Regions from separate parts of the Mus musculus genome. Here region 1 is linked to region 2. A link is a loop called in an ENCODE intact Hi-C map of the cell type or tissue named here. Cell type or tissue: heart. All regions are shown on one strand. Each heading gives the region's core, and the rest is flanking DNA. Links, peaks and the distances in the headings are about the cores only. Region 1 holds the start of Robo1 (roundabout guidance receptor 1). Region 2 overlaps Robo1 (roundabout guidance receptor 1).

Region 1 (11,607 bases), core at 1,504-9,503, 310 kb before region 2:
TAGACAGCTTTGGGGAGAAGAGGCCATATTAGGGGTATCAATGGGGTTCTTTTCCACCTTTGAAAAGTTCCATCGAAAGTGTTGCATTTGCTATTCCCAGCTACTGGAATCTTTAAGACAAGTGGAAAGGAATGATGCCAAGAGTCTTCTCTTCCCAGGGCTTATCTGGTTTGGAGGACATACCTGTCATAAATGCTAGAGACATATCAAAACATTACAGTTGAAATATGCCCTACGTGAAATATGACCTAAGATTTCAACATACAAATAAATGTCAATTTGTTTACCATTTTATTAATAATACTTATGGCTCTACTCCGATATGGGGATATGGGACTATGTGTCCAAACTGGGAGGGGGGGATAGTCAAGCATGCATTTTAGATTAGTATTTTAGATACCAAACAGTGTATAGATAACCCAGCAATTTTGTGTAAAAAAAAAAAAAAAGCTAAATAAGCTGCTCTTTCCTTAGGGATGGTATCTTAGAGTAGTCAGCAGGGTCTTCCTGCAGAGATCTTGCCAGACTGCCTTACCAGATCTGCTGGAAGTTGTGGTGTGCATCCGGTGCTCCGTGATTGATGCTCAGGTGTCTTGCTAGGAAGAAAGAAAGGCAGATGCTCTGGTTTACAGTTTCCTCAGGACTCTGTTTCTCCTGGTCAGAATACTCCAGGATCCCCGGAGAGACTCTGGGAGTTTTGTTATTTCCTGAATTCCTGCAACTGCCCCCTCCTCTCCACCTCCAGGAAAGATAAAATCAAATCAGAGGAAGTGAGAAATCCCTGTAGCTTTGGCATCTTGCCTCTCAAAAGCCCCCCAACAATAAGACTGTTATCGGAATGCATTAATTTCAAGTTTCTTCAAACGTCTCAAAGAGGCTCTGCGAGATCCTGAGTTTCAGAAGCCTCACTGGGGGTCAAACCTCAGCAAATGGAACTTCACAGCACACTGCTCTCTCCCGCCCTTCCTTTCTGCCCCCTTTCCTCTCTCTCTCTCTCTCTCTCTCTCTCTCTCTCTCTCTCTCTCTCTCTCTCTCTCTTTTCCCCTCCAACTTTAAATCTAGCATACAATGTAATAGATTTCATTATGGCACTCCCCACAGACATTCTCACTGAAGTGATCAGAACTGGATTTTTGAATGTAAATGAAGACACGTTCTCACCTTGATTTTTTTGTCTCCTGGCCAATCTGGAATGCATTCCAGCTTTAATGACCATGGCCAAGTTGCAGGGGACCTGTGTTGAGTATGTTTCCTACTCACATGTAGATGATACACGTATACTCACTATTCTTCATAGAACACACTAAGAGCATTTTGGACAGTCTTTCAGGTACCTTAATGCTCAGTAACAAAGTCAGGATAGTGGCAAGTTGCTATGATAAATCCAACCCCGGAACTATTCAGAGCTATCAATTGACCCAATGGCTCTCTTCAGTTTTTACATTTTGGGGCAGAGTCCTCTCTAGAGCCAGTTTTATTCTTGCTGTAAGAAGAAGAGTCAGAGCTCTTTGGGCCCTGAGAATAGGCTTATATTTGCATCTTGCCTCGACAGCATCTTTAATTTGCATGTAGATGTTCACTCCGGGGTTGTTTGGATTCACCTGAGTGGGATGATGAGTGGGCAGGTCGAAGAAAGGAGTTAGAAACCTTTTCCATCACTCCACCTTCATGTGCACCTCTTATGGGTCCCTAATACCGTCTGCATACAAACTCTTAATTTAGATGTTCATTTTACTGTTATACTTGACAGAATACTCTTAGAAAACACTCTGGATGAGATTCTCTAATAGTTCTTTCCCGGTGGATACTTACTGTTGTCTCCCTAGATAATTTTATCGTTGAGGCTGGAACAAAGGAGTTTAATGGTGTAGTATACTGAAGCTGAGAAATAAAAGTTAGTATTGGTATACTTTCAATCCAATGGAAATGTGGTAGGTGTTGAAATACATTTAAAAAAAATGTTTATCTGTGGGGCTGGAGAGATGGCTCAGAGGTTAAGAGCACAGACTGTTTTTCCAGAGGTCCTGAGTTCAATTCCCAGCAACCACATGGTGGCTCACAACCATCTGTAGCAAGACCTGATTCCCTCTTCTGGTGTCTGAAGACAGTTATAGTGTACTTACATATAATAAATAAAATAAATCTTAAAAAAAGACACATTTTTAAAAAGGTTATTTGTATTTTGTGTGTATGCATGTGTTTGAGTTTGTGTGTGTGTATATATATATATATATATATGCACAGAACATGTATACAGGAACCTGTGGAGATCAGGCAAGGGCATCAGATGGCCTAGAACTGGAATTAGACAGCTGTCTGCCCATCACAGGCTGGAAACAGAACTAGGATCTTGCAAAAGCAGTAGGCACACTTTCCCATTGAGCCATAAGGTGAAATAGGGCTTGAAAGATCTCAGTGATATTGTGAAGACTGGGAGATACACTAGGGAAACAATGTAATAGGGACTCTTGCACAGAGTCTACTTTCTCATACTGGTGGCAGAACCTGTGTTTAGCATGCAGGAGCCCCTACCTCTCTGAACAGGAGGTCCAACACACACACACACACACACACACACACACACATGCACGCACACACTCACACATGCACACACACATACTCACACACACAAATAAAAGAAAATAAGAGGATATATCCTTCACTAGATGGAACTTCAAAATCTTCATTTAAAATCCCCTTGACTAACTTGGGGATTGGAGATTTTCGTTTTCTCCTCCCCTCCTTCATCATGCTAAGCTTATTTATGTTCTATTCCTGGGGTATCTTATCTTAAAAGTTCATTTTATTCCAAGGAAAATTTATTTTCTCTGTTTCTCACCAAACTATCTTTTCACAGATACCAAATCAATGTATGTCTCTTAACATTTACTGCACGTTTCTTGTTTTTACTGCTGAAAAGATTCTGGTTAGAATCTTTGACTTCTTATCTTTGGCTTGTTTACTGAGTTTTCAGTCAGCTTTCTCAGGATTAAATTGTGTTTCCTTTTCAAAGGTAAGGTGCTGTTAACCAGGTTGTCTTTTCACAGACAGTTGCTCTGAGTTCACGGGCCACAGAAGCCATGACCCAAATGAGCACATGGCTCTTTGAAACTTGCAGTTTAGGTAGGCAATGCAGGCAGTCAGTTAAGGGAAACCTGGAAAAGTCCAACCGTCTACACAAAATAAATTCAAACCCTCCTCACCTGCCGTCATGCCACCGGCCATAGTTGAAGGCAGTAAGTACTCATCTTGAAGTCATAGACCATAGCTTTGAAGAGAGTAACTTATTAATAAAAGCGATAGCTGTGTCAACAACTGCAATTTGTAGAGCCTTCCGCAGATATTATATGGTTTTCATCGTGTCATAGGCAATAATAACAAAAAAGAAAACAACGAATTTGTGAAAACTTGTCTGTCAAATATCCCAGGCATGTTTCATCTCGGGCCTAATTAGCTTACTCATGAAGTAGCCCCACAGGCCCCATTTTTTTTTTCTTCAGAAGAGAGAATAAAGTTAGTATGGCCACAGGTACCTGATACCCTCGGATTTGGGGTGGCCCAGTTTTTGAGATGCTAAGAGCCCATCACTGCAAACTTTAGATTAATGTATTACCACCCATCTGTTACTCTTCTTTAACTGTTGAGTCTCTAATATCTATAAGCTACCTAGACTCTCCTGTAAACATAATGAAGTCTCCAAGACCTAAGCCTTCACTCCTTTCTACAGGACCGCCAGCAAATTCAATAAAAAGAGAATATCCATCCACTACTATATTTTAGATAATTTACACTTTCCTAAAGCCTCTTTGCTGAGAAAGCAAATAAGTTTGTTTGTTTGTTTGTTTGCTCGTTTAAAGAGAATATGGGGGGTGGTGATAGTGGTAGTGAGTGAACTTCTTTGGAAGTTTACTGCAATTCCCTAAATCGGTAAAGAAGAGGTTAAGAGGGACCTGGAGGATTTTGAAGTCTTTGGTTTGGGAGGTTCCATTTGGAGAAAGGTGCAGGGGAGCCTGAGATGGAAAGGGACCCAAAACAAGTTCTTATTCGTTGAGATTTCTGCTTCTGAGTCGTTGAAATCTCACCTGAGGGCGCAGTTGGGCGCTCCAGGCATGTGGATGGAAATATTAACACGCAGAACTTGTCTGAGCAGCGCCAGTGAGGGCCTGGCAGGGATCGAGCGTCCCCTTTAAAGGTTCCCGAGCCGGGCTGGAGAGGGAGGAAACCCGGAGCAGCAGGGACTGAGGGGGAAACCCACGAGCTGTCGAGCCGAAAGGAGGCAGCGTGAGAGCAGAAACTTCAGACGCTGCAAGCTCCCAGCGGAGCTCGGGCGAGCCTCGGCAGCATCCTCTTCCTCCTGCTCGCTCTTTCCCACCAACCCGGGGCCGCCCGGAGCAGCCTCTCCGAAGCTTCCAGGAGCAAGGAGTAAGACTAGCCACCCCGGGAAGTTTGGGCTGCAGCTTGGTTCGGAGGTGCGTTACACGCGCCCCAGTAGAAGCAGGACCCGGGACGATGCTGGGTGCTGTGCCGGGCTGGGGGCGCCCGGAAGGCGCTCGTGCATCCGCGGTCCTGTTGCTGTCCCCGGTGCCCTCCGCATCCCGCGAGTGATGGGAACAAGGGCCCGCCCAGGCAGCCGCTGTCGCCGTACCGCCCCTTCGCTCCCTCCTGGTGCGCAGAGTCACCCAGGCGCACCCCGTGAACCTAGAGACTGTTCTCCCCAGCTGCCGCCGCTACCTTGACTGCAATCTCCGCCAGAGGGGGGTGGCCTGCTACTCTCTGGCTCTCCGGTAGACGGAGGAGCACTTTTTGGGGTGCATCTCTTCCTTTGCTCTCACACCCCAACTTTGCAATCGCCGCGCAGCGGCGCCAGGGCACACGCTGTGGAGGCGCACGCCGGGAGGCTCAGCAGGACTGTGGAGGCAGGAAACCGCACAACTGCTCCTCGGTTTAGGCTCTTTGTTGTTCGCCTTGGATGAGCCTTGGAAGTGGTTGAGCCTCTTCAGAAACCCGGAGCTAGGGAAGACAAACCTTGGGCTTTTTCTTTGCAAAGGGATTGACAAGCCTCCGGAAAGGTCGACGAGAAACTGCCCTGCAAACTCTTGGCGGATTGACTCACGTTGCTTATATTAAGCCTTTGTGTGTAGGGTGTATGGTGTGTGGCTTCCATAAATTTGGAGATCTCCGCTTCTGCTCCCTTCTCTTGGCATGAGACTGTATGCAGGACCTACCCGAGGACAATGATCGCGGAGCCTGCTCGCTTTTACCTCTTTGGATTAATATGTCTCTGTTCAGGTAACCTGCGCCCTCCTTCTTCACCCTTCATCTCTTTCGCTGGTCCCCACTCCACTCTTCAGAATCGGACCCTCAACCCTGAATTGACTCTTGGCGACCTCTCCCTTCTAAGGCCAGAGGGGCTCGACCCTTCCAGAACTTCTACAGGGAAAGGTTTCTAGTTTCGCGTTTGAGGTTGTCCCCTCTGGCCTATCACCCCAAACTCTCCTGAAACCATCCCAAACCTCTCGGTAGACCTCGGCCTTTCGCCAAGTTCAGGGCACGCCCAGCTCACTCTGGGCAAATGCCTGTCTAAGCACTTGGGTGGTAGAGGCAGCGGGTTGTTTTGGGCTCTTAGGATTAGGTCAAATGAGTATCCCCCATCTGAGGGATCCTTAGGGGGTGCTGGAGTGGAGGGGCAAGCGGCACGGAGTGGGGGTGGGGGGTGAGGGGGGCTTGTGATCCTCAATCCCCAGCAATCCAAAATCTGGTCCCGGTCCCCGTCCCGCCCCACCCCCCCACCCCCCGTTTCTGAGCTCAACGGGTTGTTAGAAGTTGTTTTATGTAACCAAAGTCTGTAATTAAATTTGATTCTGAAGAAACTTGAGGAAATAACTCCTTCTCGTGGTAGGATATAAACTAGCCACTGCCTGACTGGGTTTAGAAAGAAAACAGGCGCTTGCAAGTAAGTTGCCTGGTAGTCCTCATTGGCGAGACAGAGCAGAAGATTGCCCTTAGTGTTTGTAAGATGAATAGTTCTGCAGCTGCATATGAAGGGTTGGAAAGATGCAGTTTAAGAAACCTTCTGTCCCAAGAGAAGGAACCGAGCGGGGGCTGGCAAACAGTTTCCCTGTACCCTTTAAGAATCTTCAGCTATGGATGACTGAACCATAGACCCCAGTTCTGTTTCTTCCCTCTTGGTAGATTCTGGTTTCAATCATGGATCCTGTTTCAGTCCTACACACACACACACACACACACACACACACTGCACCTTGGGAAATTATAGCCACATACTAAGCCAGTTTCAAGTTGCATTAAGGCCTAAAAGTTAGAGTCACTTGATTTGCATAATTATGAAATAATTTTTTAAGCTAGTTTGAACATTTGTGGTCTATAGTGATTCTTTATGTTTAGATCAAAGGTTTTACTTAAGCCAAGAGGCTACAAAAAGAAAAAAGAAAAAGAAGAAAAGAAAAGAAAAGACCCACAAGAGCTAAATGATAGTAAATAAAAGCCTAAGAGAAGGTAAGCTCCCGAGAGAAGCTGTTTGGCTGAAAGTTAAAAGCCCCATTTGAACTAAGTTAAATAGGAAGTGTAGTAAGTTGTAACTCCTTTGAAGAACACAGAAATTGAAATTTCAGCCCTTGACGATCTGTCTCACTGTGGATGGATGAGAAGATTAAACTAACTCTTTTGGGGCCCTGTCCCCCACATCCAACTTCCCCTTTCTGTGTGGCAGCCTTTCTTCTCAGTTTGCATATCTAGATGATGGAACAGTTCCCCACCCTCTACTCTCAGCCATGGATGCAAATCAAAAAACCACGAAGATCTGCGAAGATCTGATCTATCTCGCTCCCTCGCTCTCTTTCCTCTGTCTCCCCTTAGTTTAATTTACAGCCTCAGATACCTTTGAGATTTTTTTGTTGGTTCCCCTTTCTCTGTGAAAGTTTGTTCACTGGTGTAAAGGGAGGTGTCATAGTGATGGATGGGTGGAGGGGCAGATTCCTGAAGATAGGGGGATTAATGGTCATTAGTCACTGTGGGAGCTGAGTTTGTGTATGTTGGGACATTTTATCATGGCTGTAGATTAAAGATAGGGTCACCCTAATAGGGTTTCACAGCAAGCTGGTCCCGTCAGCCTTCAAACCCCGTCTTCACTTGGGAAATATATGTGTGTGTGTGTGTGGGGGGGGGTGGGGGTGGAGGCGTGGAGTCTTCACTCATGTTTAATAATGTGGTCAATACTTAATGTCAGAGATCTGAACCTGAGTAGATAAGGGGTGTGTTTAGCATCTTACGGCTAACATGATTCCTGGGGTCTCCTTCACAAACTTTCAGTGGGAGCCGTTGGTTTTTGCAGCTCTCAGGTTGCTTTGCCAAGTCCTAGGCCAGAAGGGCCCATGTAGCTGTTACCTCCCCACTCCCGTTTAACCTGTAGCTTAAAAAAAAAAAAAAAAAAGATTTATTTATTTATTTATTTTGTCTATGAGTATATTCTGTCTTCAGACACACCAAAAGAGGGCATCAGATACCATTACAGATGGCTGTGAGCCACCATGTGGTTGCTGGGAATTGAACTCAGGTCCTCTGGAAGAGCAGTCAGTGCTCTTAACTGCTGAGCTGTCTCTTCTAGCCGTAACCAGCAACTTTTATATTTCCTGCCTACCTTTTACTCATGGATGCTATTTTAAGTCCAGATATGAGGCCAAACCATTGGACTTCTAGGGCGACCCCATGACTCTGGGCTGTTGTAAAACACCTCCATTGATTTGGAGAAAAAGAAGAAAAAATATAGCAAAGTTAGGTAAGTGACTCGTAACCTGGGTGTGGGCAAGACACCTGGTAAAGGAATGAATGAAGTTCTTGAAAGATTGTGTTTCGTGTTTTGCCTCCAGCCCTAGATCACAGTCTATCACTTGTTAATGGAGTGTATTTAAGAGAAATGTGGTGAGCTTAAATAAATCAAAGTGTACCAAGGGGATAAGGCGCCTTCGACAAGATTTAACCTGTAAAAGCATCTATTGATTGTCAGTTCTTTTTTTCTCCCCTTTTTGTTTTTAATACTGGCTGCCAATTTAACAAAGTCTACAGTTATCTTCAAAGAGACTATAAACTCCATTTTGGTGTTTTGATGGCGTATTGAGCATTAAGTACTAAGGTGGAGAGTGTTTGCTTTTCTAGCCTTAAAACAAAAAAAAAAAAAGAAAAGAAAAGAAAAAAACTTAGTGATCTAAAAACATGAGACTTTTCTTCTGTGAAGCTAAAATTTGGGGGTAAAGTGGGCATTTCTTTGGCAATTTGTTTTTAAGGTAAATTTATCTAAGCACTTGTTATATCCGTGTTCTTGTCTGTGGGTGTGAGGCGAGGAGCAGTAGCTACCCTAAGAGCAAAACAAAACTGTGAAGTCTCTCAGGAACGAGTCGCATGTTCTGTCACAGACATCTTCTTCTGAAGCCCTTGGCTCAAACTTTCTTTCAGTGAAGAAATGATTGAATTTCCTATCAAGCTTAGGGTGAGATCTGAATTTCAAGTGATGTGACAGTTGCCCACTGCTTTCTCCTTCCCTGGGAAGGTTATGTTTCTCTCCATATCATGTGGAACACAGTTCACTGTTTGAGACAGGTTCTCTCTTCCCTGTTCTATCTCCCCTTCCCCTTCCTACTCTCTCATTCTTCCCTCACTGCCCCTCCTTACATGAGTTTTGGTTACTTCAACCCATGGTGATTATTTTTTTAAAAAAATTTTAAGATATATCATTATTATGTGGGCCTCTGTTCCTCTGTTTGTGTGTGTGTGTGTGTGTGTGTGTGTGTGTGTGTGTGTGTGTGTGTGCGCGCGCGCGTGCGATAGATACTGTTCTCATGCATGTGCGAGATACTGTTCAGCTGTCATGGTGTGCACTTGGAAGTCAGGGGACAACTCTCTGGAGTTGGTTCTCCCCTGCTTTCCCTTTGATGCATCGTGTCCCTTGCTTCTCATGCATTGTGGTGTGCTGTACACTAACTGGCTGCAAGCATCTGTGGGAGCCTCCTGCCTCTGCCTCCCAAACTCACCATATGAGTCCTAGGATTACAGATGAACTACCAAATCCAACCTTTGTACATGGGTCCCGGGGGATGGGGGTGTCATCTTCCTGTTGTCGGGCTTAGCTTGCTGGCTCATATTATTATTTTTTAATTTTTAAACATACAAACCTAGCATTGGAATCCAACCTTATGTTGAAAATCCAACCTTATGGATTGTAGATATAAATACTTAAATAATTTTATGTCTTTGAAACATCTCTATTCCCCAGATAGGTTCTGTAACACATAAGATTTGTGGTTGAGCCGGTGTAAAAAGAGACCGTTTACCTGAAGATGTTTTTCTTACGTTTTACTATGACGAGTGAAATGCTCCCATGTCAAAGTGGTATAAAACGCTCCATTTCAGCTCCCAGTGACAGTTCTTTACTTATTTTGTAGAGTGAGCAGATTTCAGCTGTAACAATGTTTATAATGGAAAATAGCTGGGACTCAGGAACGGGGTTGGAAGGAAATTTAGGAAAACTTTATTTAATAAAGGTCCTAAGTGTCCGAGGCTTCGGATGTTAACTTCTGTGCTCATAAAAGATGCTAGCGCAAGATTTATGTCAATTTATGTCAATTTCCCACATTTATTTTCGTGTGTGATTGTGGCCTATGCTTGTGTATGTGTATTGTACACATGTTGTCTGGGGTGGGGGGACATCAAGTCACCTATTCCATTTCTTTCTGCCTTCTTCCTTTGAGGCAGGTTCTCTCATTGAATGTGGAGCGAGGTTGTCAGCCAGCAAACCCTGTGAGCCCTGTCTAGGCTACCCTCAGTGCTGGGGTTACAGGCCCTGCCTTGCATTTTGTGTGGGTGCTAGGGATTTGAGTTAAGTCCTTATGCCTACAAGCAAAAGCATGCCAGATCATGTTCTTAGACCTTAATTGCTTTAAAAAATTTTTTTCAGTTCTTATCACAGATGTAAACCACACTGGTAACTTGATTTTTTTTTTAAGTTGGGAATTATAAGGAAATCAAAGTTAGGCCTAAGGTAATTACATAATATGTAAATTTGGGGATAAGAAAAGGCAAAGAGAAAAGAAAATAGAAATCTAAGTTTAGAGAAATTTAGTAGAGGATGAGATCTGTAATTTTGAGTGGTTTTTTGTTGTTGTTGTTGTTGCTGTTGTTCTTTTGTTCTTTTGTTTTGTTTCTTTGCTTGTTTATTTTGTTTGCTTGATATGGGGTCTCATTGAGGAGCCCAAGTTAGCTGCAATTCACAGAGATCAAGTGCTAAGATTAAGGCCTGGGTCACAGTATCTGGCCCTTAAATAAGTCAGAAAAGTGTAAGGTGGGGACCAAGCTTAGTGGTAGGGTGAAGACCTATCTTGTGCAAGGCCTTGGGTCTAATCCCCAGCTACCATATATTAATCCAGACACACACCATTCTAAGTGGGTCCCATCTATGTTCCTTGACCACACCCAACCAGGGAATCAACGTGGGAGGAGTATGGATTTCTGAAAATCTGCTACCAGTGTTTGTGCCCTGTGTTTAGCAACAGTGTGAAGAATTAGATCTTTTTTTTTTTTTTTTTTTTTTTTTTACATTTTACGAAAGTAAAAGCAGTAGAAGCCCGTTCCCAGCTTTAATGCAGAGAAAGGCTTTCCTTCATCCTGCCTTTACTCATGCTTTGGAATCTTGACTGCTTCATATGTGCCAAGGCGCAAACACTGACGTTGTAGTTGTCTGGGGCAGCATACCTCTGCTTAGGGGAGGTGAGTAAAGTGACAGAAGGAAATGATTTTAAAATGAGATGGCGTTCAAATTCCAGGGTGAGTTGGGGAACATTGCGATGACTTCTAGGAGTGTCTGAATCACAGACTTTCACTTGCAACATTATGAGAACCCTACGGCAGAGGTGTTGTAGGTTAGATGTTTGTTTATCTGTACTTTATAGTTGCAGAAACATCATAGAGGAGTTGGGAAACACGGATGAAGCAGGGATTTGAACCAAGCTTGTTCCACATTCTTGATGAAGGTATATCGCCCAAGTCGAAAAAGAGAATGGAAGAATATAATTTAAAAAAAATTATGGCTCAATCACTTTTTACTTTATCCTGTGTGAGACTGTGGTTTGAACACTTAGGACTTTAAGAGGGGGGTGGGGGTGGGCGCTGTGTTTCCTGTCGTTAAGAAAATGGGTTTTCAACCTTTAGATCACCCAGAGAGAAAGTCCATTCTTCACATCTAACTAGATTGTATTCTGCTTTGACCCCATCTGGGCTGGAAGTGGGGGACTCGTCAAAACACGGTCCGCTGGAGACACAAATGCATGTAGATCCCAAGATGTGTTTGGGAAAATGAATGCTATTCTCTTTCACCCACACTTCAGGAGAGATTCCCCCCACCCCCACCCCCTCTGAATCTCAAGGCAAATAATTGGCACTTGTCAGGGAAGAGCCCGTGGAGAGACAATCATGTCCCCTGTGGTTGCTCTTATCCTCTGCGTGAGCCATGGGCTGGCAGTCATTTAGCAGTAGATGAGCCTTCTGGTTGATTGCTGATCACAGATGACTCACTTCATGGTTACTGATCATGGGAGGGTT
Region 2 (11,607 bases), core at 1,851-9,850:
ATTGGAATCCATCTTTAACTTTTCTTTAAACCTAATATCATTATAATTAAAATACACTTGCTTTTATCTTAGCAAGAGTGACTCTAGAGGTGGTTAGGAATGTAAAATTGTCTCCCCACACACAAGAGCATTATCTCCGAGTTAACATTTCCAGAGAAAAAAAAAGCATGGAGTAGTTATAATGCGAGAAACAAGTTACACACAGAGCGCCTGAAAGACTTCAACAATTTTCTTCTTTGTATGGGCGAGCAGAGGACAGTAGTGTTTCATAAGCTCCTGGAGTCCATCTAGATAGTCGTTTGGGGAGCACTCTTTGCTTTTGAAATCACGGAGAGAGTAAAGCCGAGGCTCGGAACACACCCATGTCTGTTCCTTGTGTACTGAATTCAACACACCCAGATGCCTGTATTTGCTAGTGTGAGTCACCTGCTCAGGAGCTCTAATAGACTTGGAGCCTGCCTCGAGGCAGTGTGAGGTTTGCCATATCAGATATGCATTTGTAAAGAATGTAGAAACTACAGCAGCTTCTAACTGAATTTAAACTTCCCTCCCCAAGTAGAAGTTTCTACCTACCTACCCTCTGTCTCTGTCCAGTGGAATCTAAATGCCAGTGTTGTTGACCGACTTAATGCTAGTCTCATTTGCAAATGATAATGTTGTTCATATGTTTTATGAAGATAGTTTTTCCTTTTCTTTGGGCTAAAACAGCCTCCTTCAGATGCATAGTTAGTAAAACAGTATAAGAAAATGAATCTATGTCAACCAGGAGACTATCTAGAGAAATATACATACCATTTTGAAATAAAGGATATTTTCCTGTCATCTCCTCAGTCTAGCCATGTGGTGCTTAGCAAGTTGATCAGTCCTAAATATCCTATCTCCTCGAGTATGAGATGGGGCTAACTAAACTCCCTTCCCTAGAGTTGACAAGGATTGTTACTAATTATTAACAACAATTAATATTATTATGACTTTTCCTAAGTCATAGCAAACATGTGTTTCTTTCAGCGTCTAAACTAAGAATCAAGAAGGCTCATAGAAAATTCAGCTATCATAACACTACAAAAATTAGCAAATGAAGCCAAATGAGAGGATCAATTAAATATATCCTGACATCTCGGAATGATGAGCCAGCACTAACAAGATTAAAATTAATAGAGCAAATTAAAAAATCTGGTACTTGAATTATGGTCTGAAAAAAATTGCTATAAAAGGCTGGGATGAGTGGATTGGCTTAAGGAGGGGGTGTTCGTTGGGGTTCAGTGAAGTGCGCAGACTCCAGTTGAAACCAACTCTGAGATCTGTCTGTGTTCATTGAATGGTGTGCTTGCCAATTGAACAAAGTTCACCCTTACTGGGATTTTTCAGCAATATGTCAGAATCAAGTCATCTTTCCCCCTGTATTTTGAACTGGTCAGACCATGAATTACGTAATGCCCTGGATGTGAGCACCACCTTTGCAGGTTGACTCTTAAAATTCTGTTTTATTTGGGTTGGAACTGTACCTGTGAATCAAACCCAGGCTCTCATAGTCACAAGATCATACCTTACCCAAGAGCTCTAACCCCAGCCCTGACTCCTTAGTCTGCTCAGAGGAGACCAGTGACAACACGTGGTGAATGAATGACTGAAAAATCAATCCTAATAAAAGAAATTCAAGAATCTTGATATGCCTAAGGCAAAACCAAAACCAACCAACCAAACAAACAAACAAACAAACACATAAAGACTATGAGATCCCTTTCTTACCATCTTACGTGACAATAGCACAAACCTGGCAATGAACCTGGCAACATTTGGTTCTGCGAGGAATATCAGCTGTGTGGCTGTCAGATAGAGGTTGTGTGGGTTTTGTCGGCACGCAATGCCATTCTGACTCTGTAGGCCCTATCCTTGAGCAATTCTTGAGCCTTAACTTTTAATGGAAATGAACACATATGGAATATTACATAGGATTCATCAGGAATACCAGTATGGGCCTGGAGAGAAAGAGCACTATATAAGAGTGTGCCACTCAAGTTTGAGAGCCTGAGCCCAGTCCTTGGCATCCGTGTGACAACTCAGACACGTAATAGAGTTCTTGCCTAGTGTGCATAAGGCCCTGGATTGGGCTGATGGGAGGGTGCTGTCTTCCCCAAGTCATGTGAGCTGTGGTTTCCCTAGGGGAAGGCACTCAGACTGCTCCAGGGTTTATTTCTCTTTTCCTGTTCCATCTGCTTCCCTCTCTCCTTGAAGTTGGTGTTTTAGCAGAGCAGCCATGGAGAGAACAGAGAGAAAAGATAAAGTGCCTGAGATGGCCTTGTAATGACTGGATGTTTTCTCCCTAGCACTGTCTGCTTGGTATAAGTCAGCACTGGGATGACGGTATAGGGAAATGGGGAAAGGGCGGGGTCAGGAGTTATCCTAGTGTCGTTATTTTTTTATGATCTTGCTCATTTCTTTATTTTTGGTTTGGTTCTGTTTTGTTTTGCTTGTTCTCAGAAAGGGACTCACTGTGTAGCTTTGGCTGTCCTGAACTCAGTATGAAGACCAGACTGGCCTCAGGTTCACAGAGATCCACCTGTCTCTGCCTTCCAAGTGCTAGGATTAAAGGTGTGTGCCATCGTGTCCCACCATTTTCCTTATTTATAAACTTAATTTTTAGGTGGGGCATGCAGACATCCAGGTGGCACAAATGTTTAATAGTGATTGAGCCTTCTATCCTTTCTTCCATTCATCTTGGTTCTCTGAATTCCACAAATTTTATTTTTTAAATATTCATGGTTTTTCTTTTTTCCTATCCTGGGACAGGGGTATTTGATCATTTAGCAAACTTTCGATTTTTTTTTTCCATTTTGGTTTGGTATTGGTTTGGGGTTTTTTTGTCTGTTTGTTTGTTTGGTTGGTTGGTTGGTTTTTTATTGTTGTTTTTTTTTTTTAGGTTGTAACATCTAAACTGCATATGTCAAAATATAATAGTCTATTAATTAGTTCCATAGTCCCTTTCAAATCTTAATATTTTATTGTTCTTTACAGTGCATTTTCTTTTACTGTTTGAAACAGAAACACATCTGTACATAAGAAGGCCTCTTTCGCAATAGGCAGTTTTTCTGAGTAGAGTTAAATAAATTTAGTAAACAGTTCCGTGACACCCCCGCTCCAATAGTACAACATTGGACCCTATTGGCTGTTCACTTCTTACTGTGCTGTTCGTCTCCTCTGAAACATTTTAGTATTTACGAGACTGCAAACCCATTATTAAATCTCCCATACAATATAGTAAGCTAAACCGTTGTCAATGAAAATGGTGGTAAGTGCGCTTGTCTCGCACCTAACCAGACTTGCGGTATCAGACCTTCACCATAGCTTCTGTGGCTTTCCCTGTGCAGCGTGTCTGTGCCATCCGCTGGGAAGATAGTTGGGAAGAGACCCAGGTCTCTCCTAGGAGATGTGCGCTCAGCTGCCTTCCACGCTCAGTTTCCCCTGACTGTCTGCAAGCTTTGCATTCCCCCATGGGCTCAGCTGCAATTCGTTGCCCCTTTCTTCCTTGAATGGTTAGGATCCGGACAGAGGGCTGAATCAAACTCAGAGTCAGCCCCATGCCCTAAGGCTCAGCAGTGTAATGATCATTACATGGTATGAGGCTCTCTTAAAAATTACTGTTTGCCACTGTTATCTTTGCCTCTTGCCCTTCTCGGCTTTCATGGGCTTCCTACGTGTTCTGCCTCTCCCCTCCCCCCTTCTGTTTCTCTTCATCTGATCCCGATGAAAAGGTTAAGCCGTTATGGATGGAGAGATAGCTAAGAGCCCTCGCCCTGAAAGCATGAGGCTGTACGTTTGAGTCCCAGCGTCCACATAAAAAGGCCAACCGTGACCACACAGTCCTGTGGTTATGGGGAATGGTCGGAGAAGTGAGGATCGCTGATGAGTTTTCAGACTGTCAACCTAGCTCCAGGCTGAGATGCCATGTCAAGGGAATAAGGCAGAGAGTGATAAATCAGAGCACCTGATGCCCTCCCCTGGCCCTGCAGATATACGCACATGTGCATGCGCACACCCCTACGCACACATGCACATAAGCGCACATACACACACGCACACATACAAAGGTGGGCATATTTTTTTTAATTGTATTCAGGCTGCCTTCACGGTTCCACGCATTCTTCTCTTCTGAGAGTTGCCTTTCATGCAGTTAGCAGCGAATGGGGCCAGACTTGAGTTGTGTGTTCTTTGAATTATTACAGATGTCCCACCAACCAGCCAAGGGGTGGACCACAAGCAGGTCCAAAGAGAACTGGGGAATGTTGTCTTACATCTGCACAACCCGACCATCCTTTCTTCCTCCTCAGTCGAAGTGCACTGGACGGTGAGTTGTGCTAATGTTTGTAATCATTTTTAATAATCAGGGGATCTCTGTGAGATTATCATACATAAGGAGTTTACATAGGTGTTCTTCACTTCCACACCAATGTTAATTTTATTATGCAAACTTTGCTTAATCTAGCAACTGTACTTGATTACTAAACAAGCTAAAGAAGCCATACATATTATATATATTCAATATATATGTATGTATTATGTATATATATTAAATCATAAAGTGTTTGAATACAATGACATGTGACATGCACATTAGCACACATACTTTTTTTAAAACAGAAATACTCCCAGGTAGTGTCAAGTGGAGTTTTTACATAATTTTTATTAATTCTTTGATAATTTTAGATATATGTACAGTGTATTTTGGTCACATTTACCCCCTACCCCTTCTGCTAACACTTCCCAGATACACTCCCACCGTCCCATCCATTCCCAACTTCACAGTCTTGGGTTTTCAAAGCCTAAATGGAAGAAGAACACCTTCCGTAAGATGCCCATGTCACTTATATAATGTGCCAGCCATAATGAAGTCTCCTGTTTCTGTGCCTCCGAGTATGAAGACACAGAATGGTGACACCGTAGACGTTAATGGCACCTTAGAGCTATGCACTAGAAATCCGCACCAGAGGAGTCCCGTGGGGTTCTATGATATTTGTTAGGCTGTGTTTCTTTCTATTCCTTGCAGTGAGACAGTCCAAACAGTGGGACTAACTCCTTTTTTATTCGTCATTGTAATAGGTGGACCAACAATCTCAATATATTCAAGGCTATAAAATTCTCTACCGCCCATCTGGAGCCAGCCATGGTGAATCGGAGTGGTTAGTTTTTGAAGTGAGGACGCCAACGAAAAACAGCGTGGTGATCCCCGATCTCAGAAAAGGCGTCAACTACGAGATTAAGGCTCGCCCATTTTTTAATGAGTTTCAAGGAGCAGACAGTGAAATCAAATTTGCCAAAACCTTAGAAGAAGGCAAGTACGATGAAGTGGGCCTCCCTGCACACATGAAAAATGTTTCCTGGGCTTTTAAATTAATGGAAGTTGTTTGGCCATGAATGGTGACAGTCATCACTAACCCATGTAATATTAAAATGTTTTGGTATGGGAGTGTGTTTACTTACACCACGTAGAAGGACAAAATGCTCTGGTAAACGTAAGTGACTTGCTTTAGTCGTGCCTTGCAGAACGTGTGTGCGGAGATGTTAATGGCATTACTAAAATTCATATTCAGAGATAGAGTTGTTCCGGATTCGCTTGCTTTTTTTTATTCACTGGAGCTTATGTTAATGGTGTGGAGAGAATGTGAGTAATATCTGGGTTTGCCCGGACTTTCCAGAGGGTGCCTCATACTAGGAAATCCCTTAGTTCTTGGCAAACCAGGATTCCCCACCCTATAACCAAAAACTAAAAAACAGCATTCACGTAAGTATAGTTCCATGCCACGGAGCACTTTAAAACAAACCAACAAGCAAAGGGAAAGCAGACATTCCTCTTAATTGTAACTTACTCTATACATGATACGCTATAATTAGATGTAAAAAGATTACCATTCTTTTTCCTTAACTTTGTACAATTTAAGGAGAAAGTATGAGATACAGGCCAAACAGAACAGATGTTTTCTTAGGGGTGTTTTTAACTTTTTAAAAAAATTGTATTACTGGTGTGCATATGTGTGCATGTGTGCAGGTATAGGCACAGAGAGAATATTATTTTCCTTCCACCTTAGGATCCAGGGATATAAGTCACGTGGTCCAGCTTGCCAAGGCAACACATTGGCTTGCAGATCACCCCACTGCCCTGTGCTGAGCTGCTGTGTGCTCTGGTTGTAATTGGTCATGAGAAATTCACAGTATGAGTGATTTAGTGTGACTTGGAGAATTCTTGTAGTTTGGAGCCCTTTAGCATTGGGTGGTACCCATATTTAAAACATGCAACATCTGTATATTTACCCGTGTGCCTTAAAATACTGTGTGCTTTCTATGTGATACACACTCTTACAATCTACTTTTTATGACAATTTAATAGCACCAAGTGCCCCTCCCCGAAGTGTAACTGTATCCAAGAATGATGGAAATGGGACTGCAATCCTGGTCACTTGGCAACCGCCTCCTGAAGACACACAAAATGGAATGGTCCAAGAATATAAGGTAAGAAATAAGCTCAGTAAATTCATGGACAGGAAGCCCTCACCTCTCACAGAGGAGCCTGGATACATTGTCGATGGGTCTTTGTCGCCATCTGCTGGTCAAACTGCCGAATTTTACTTCCTAAATTCTATGCATACTGATTTTGGAGTAATTGTCTATACTAGAAAAACTATTTGGAAAGAAAAAATAAGTGCTCCGTTAATATTTGTTGGTATAATCACTTAGAAATAGAGATTTTAAATATTTATAATCTTTTTTCTCCCCAAATCGTGTCATAATTATATCACTCAGAGTTGAGTTAATCTAGGGAACATACGCATATGCTGTTTAACATTGAAAGAAAGAAAGAAAAAAAGAGAGAGAGAGGGAGGGAGGGAGGGAGGGAGGGAGGGAGGGAGGGAGAGAGAGAGAGAGAGAGAGAGAGAGAGAGAGAGAGAGAGAGAGAAAGAAAGATTTTCTTTTTTCTCTTGACATCTGTAAAATGTAGAACCTTGCAATTAGGTTGGAAAGTTGGTTTTTCTATAGGTGGATTTCTCTCTTCTGTGATGAGTTTTTAGACTCTAAACGAAATCAAATCTCAGAGATTTGTCTATAAATCTTGTTTGCTGTACATGTCTAATACGCGTGAGACATTCTCACGTGATTCTCTCCAGGGACTCTGGATTACTTGTCCTGTGAAGTAATAATATCACTGCTCGCGAATATGGATAGTTTTTGTGAGGACTCATTCTAAACAAAATAAAAAAGTCAGGCACTTCAGATTTACTAAAAGAGTGTAAGCTTAGCCTAGAAATGAATCTGTTGTAGCAAGGGATGAAATCTCTACTCTCGTGCAGTGGTGAACTACTAGTAGCTGACAGATTTAATTGCAATTGAAAATAAAGGTGTGCTTGTCAACAACATTCCTGAAACCAAACTTTAACTGTAACTTATAGTTTTATATATATATATATATATTCTAACTCAGGTTTTTAGATATATGTTATACATAAACATATTTTAAATATAATTTAATTAATATAATTAAATTCATATATTAATTTAATTTATATATAATTATATGTATATTACTTAATATTGCTTACTATCACTGTTATTACTTAGTACTTATCAATTCCTATGATGCCCTGCATGATTTTCTGCTTATTAGCTAGTACTGTGGCATAGGTTCGTATCTAAGGTGGATACATCTGGATATGCATCTGTGAATATGAACCTGTGCTTAGGAAGGTGGACACATTTGCTGTCTCCAGTGCGTGCATCACGGTGAATGAGGAAAAGTAAGAGGACAATCCCCAAGATTTCATTTTTCCCCTTCATCTTGCTGGCTTGAAACATAAATTTTTTGAATAACAACTTGGTAAAGCTGAACTGGTGAGACCTGCAATGCCTGCTCTTAGGAGGTAGGGACAAGCGGATCAGACACACACAAAGGATTTAGTGGAGCTGGAGAGATGGCTCCATCAGTAAAGTGCCTACATCATGAAAGAAAGACCTGAGTTTGTTCCCCCAGAAACCATTGGCAAAAGGGAAGAGTGTCCCATGCCTGTAAGCCCACCACTAGAGCTCCAGTTTTAGTAAGAAACACTGTACCACAAAGTGTGACAAAAAAGTCACAAATGTCAAACTCAGGCCTACACACACACACACCACAAGAAGCAAGCAAAGTATTTTTAAAGATCACTGTAAATACATTACAGTTGTCTTAAAGCATTTCAAATAGAATTTTGATTGTAACTGTGTCATTAAAAGATAAAAATGGCCATCCTTTTAAATGCTTTCTTGCGGCCTCTAAGGTTATTTCAGTACGAGTGTGTTACAGGACACTGTATTTCAGCCCCACGAAACAGACTGTTGTAAAAGAGTTTGTGAAAGAATCTAAAATGTGATGTTGTCTTGGCTCTCAAGGAAAATTGTGTAACGTAGACATTTTCCCCCCAAGAGTCAGAACTCATTTCTCTCCTCGAGAAATCTGAAAGGATGGATTTCACTTAACTTCATGGTCCATTTAAAATAATAAAATGCCTTTCAGAACCTGATTGACTGGTACAAAATCAGTTTGTGGCTTCGGTTCAGCTGTGTAATGTAATTGGTGGGAAAAAAAAATTCACAAAGGAGTCTATTTCCAATGGTCAGGTCTGGATAGAATGTCTCACCATTTGTGGGCATTGTGCGCTGAAACCGTATTGCGGTAATAGAACTTTCAAAGAAAAACGGTGAATGTTATTGGACAAGGGATGGAGGAGTCTGGCCTCTCAGACTGCTTGTGAGTGGCTTCTCATAACAGCTCAGCCTAGCTAATCCTTCCTACTGCTAGAGAGGAGGGTATTTCCTAGAACCCAGAGCGTTATTCACTATTCTAAATACGACTTCTTTGTAGGAGCAATAAAAATATCAGCATCCCCCATGTGTAGGTGATTCAGGGTTATCGCTCCATGATTAATCTTTTAATGAAACTTAAAGTGAGGCTTGGAGTGGTAGTCCAAACTTCCAATTTCCTAAGCAGATAGTTTCCTATCGGATAGCACTATCCAAGTTCAGAACTACACAGTCACCTTTTGATTATAAGACAATTCTAACACCAAGTGTATATATTGATAATCTTTTTAATCCCTTATGTGTTGTGAAGCAGAAATTGTTATTTTAAATTAGGTGGAAGCTCGGATTGCTCATATTGCTTATTGATCATAGTTCAGCATACCATACTCTAGATAAACCCTAGGGTGACCCTTACCCCTTGATACTATGTTATTTTCAGTATCAACCATATTTATACGGAGTATTGTAGATTATTATTGTGAGGTCTCCTGCCTTGTCAGACACTACCTCTTGGTTTTGATGCTTAAGTGATGTGTAACTGACACTTTAGATTAGTTGTGTCCCGGAGTATCAGGCTCTGAGCTGCCCCAGGTACCTTTGTTTTGCGACCCTGGTCACATGGAGTTGTGCTTGTAGTATAATTCTTAAGTGATGGCAGATATATTACTGTGCTTTGTGAATATATTATTACTCTTCCTGCAGAATCAATTTTTAATTTCTTCGTGAAAATTTCTCGAGGTTAAAAAAGTAAACAGAAGCCCAGTGTTCTGGGCTGATGAGGGCTGGTGACAGAAACAACCTTGTTCTAGCAAGGTGACCACTTTATATGAGAAAATATTTTTAAATAGTGTGCTTGTTTTATGTATTGACTAATATGTGTGCAGGTGCACACTGCGGCCAGGAAAAGGACATCAAATCCCTTAGAACTGGTTTTACAGATGTTTATGGGCTAAATTATATGGGCGTTTAGATCCAAATGACTGGTTCTCATGATTCCTAGAATTATGCTGTAAGCCTACTTAACTGTTGCAACACTTCTTCCAGGCCCTATGTGATAAATTCTTAAAGGATTATACCTAATATGGTGGTGGAGCACGCTCATAGAAGCAGGGGGAGGGGGTATAGGATGGGGGTTGTAGAGGGGAAACTGGGACGGGGGATAACATTTGAAATGTAAATAAATAAAATAACCAATAAAAAAAAGTACCTATAAAAACATGAGAGAACATAAGAGCTATTGCTGATATTCAACGTGACTAGAATAATCTCAGAATTAGGTCAAGGCAAATAACTTGTAAAGTTTCCTACATTGAATTCTCGATAGATCCGAATCCTGTGTAAGTCTGAAACTCAACTTTGATCTATGTTGAGCTTTGCAAATAACTTGGCTACGTTATCAGCTTGGCTTTTTAATTCTTCCTAGGTTTGGTGTCTCGGTAATGAAACGAAGTATCACATAAACAAGACAGTCGATGGCTCGACCTTCTCGGTGGTCATCCCCTCTCTGGTTCCTGGGATCCGATACAGTGTGGAGGTGGCAGCGAGCACTGGGGCGGGTCCCGGGGTGAAGAGCGAACCTCAGTTCATCCAGTTAGGTAAGCGTCACGTGATTTGTCATTTCCCCACTTGGTCTGCTCTGCTGTTTTCGTTTTGCATGCTTTTATTCTGAGTTGCCCAGTTATTGCTGTGGGTCCAGTAGAATCTGCAGTATGATGTGTGCAACGGGGCAATCTTTATTTAAAATAAAGAGAACTATAGGAATACGGCTGTGAATCACTTCCCAAGGGCAATCTGTTCTGAGAAATATATTGTTAGGTGCTTTTTGTCATTGTGTGGTCTTCACGGAGTGCAATTACGTAAACTAACACATCTATGACATCACTCGACAGTGCCATCCTATGGGAAGATTGCTCTGCACAGGGTCATCATTGACCAAGGTGTAGGTTGATGGTGTATGGCTAATGACTATAGATGACTCACAACTAAAACATCAAAGTGTACATTATTGCTACTTCAAATACACCACGATCAATATTTACTGTCACCCTAACTCTGTCTTTTGGAATGTTAACCTAATTAACAAATGCTAATAATTGAGCATCAAGGAAACATCTATGAAAAAGAAAGACACAGGCTTTCTACCATTGCATTTTAGAATTATTTTGGGAAGGAATCAAAGCCCTTCTTTGGAGCACGTAAGCCAGGTATTGGAAATTTACAGCAATGTGAAATCTCTATTTACATTTAAACTCTATTTAAAATTATAACTGGTGTTTATGACAAGAGGTAAATTCAGATCTTCATTTGAAATATTTATATACTAATAACTTAGAAGGTTAAATACAATGTTGTCCTAAGGAGAATTAGCTCAATGAAAAGGAAACTGTGGCACAGAAGCCTTCCTGACTGTCATTCCCTACAGAATATAGTTTATATGCAGACTATATAAATTTAAAGGTGATTAATAGTAAAGTATAAGACAACAAATACTACTGTTTCTAAAAGACAAGAGAAAATAGTTTTATATTTAAACAGTGACATATCTTTAAGGGTAATAACTAAGCAGTCAACTTTATATATTTACAATCAGAAATTAATTATGTAATACTTTATGTCACAGTTAGGTTGTGAACAAAGGATCAGATAATACAAGTCTACCTGCTTCACAGATACACACCATCTTAATGTACTAACAATATTGTCATCTTAGAATTAAGTCAAAATAAAATTAGGAAACACTTAGCCTGGAATATCACTCGCATCCCATTGAGAAGACAAGGCTAG

The links. Peaks named below come from ENCODE experiments on the same cell type or tissue, not always from the same donor. Only the 100,000 strongest peaks of a DNase experiment are listed, where the experiment ranks them.
Region 1: it touches region 2 in a loop (4-fold over the local background); 25 of 42 quality-filtered maps call a loop at or near these places.

Annotation. Positions count from the first base shown.
Region 1 is chr16:72,658,906-72,670,512 of GRCm38, forward strand. It overlaps Robo1 (roundabout guidance receptor 1), which reads left to right and starts at 4,244. Exons shown (of 29, transcript NM_019413.2): 1 at 4,244-5,289. The coding sequence starts at 5,235. Gm29908 (a long non-coding RNA gene) reads right to left here and starts at 4,161. Exons shown (of 3, transcript XR_384961.4): 1 at 4,083-4,161; 2 at 536-596. In heart, for the core only: a CTCF peak has its summit at 4,788 (motif pointing right); DNase peaks (open chromatin) are centred at 4,326 and 4,626; H3K4me3 peaks cover 3,529 bases; H3K27ac peaks cover 2,378 bases.
Region 2 is chr16:72,973,463-72,985,069 of GRCm38, forward strand. It overlaps Robo1 (roundabout guidance receptor 1), which reads left to right. Exons shown (of 29, transcript NM_019413.2): 13 at 4,224-4,345; 14 at 5,098-5,329; 15 at 6,383-6,504; 16 at 10,247-10,418. Among named protein-coding and RNA genes, the nearest start is that of Gm52247, 20 kb to the left of the region's middle. In heart, for the core only: a CTCF peak has its summit at 6,595 (motif pointing left); no DNase peak of the experiment used is centred there.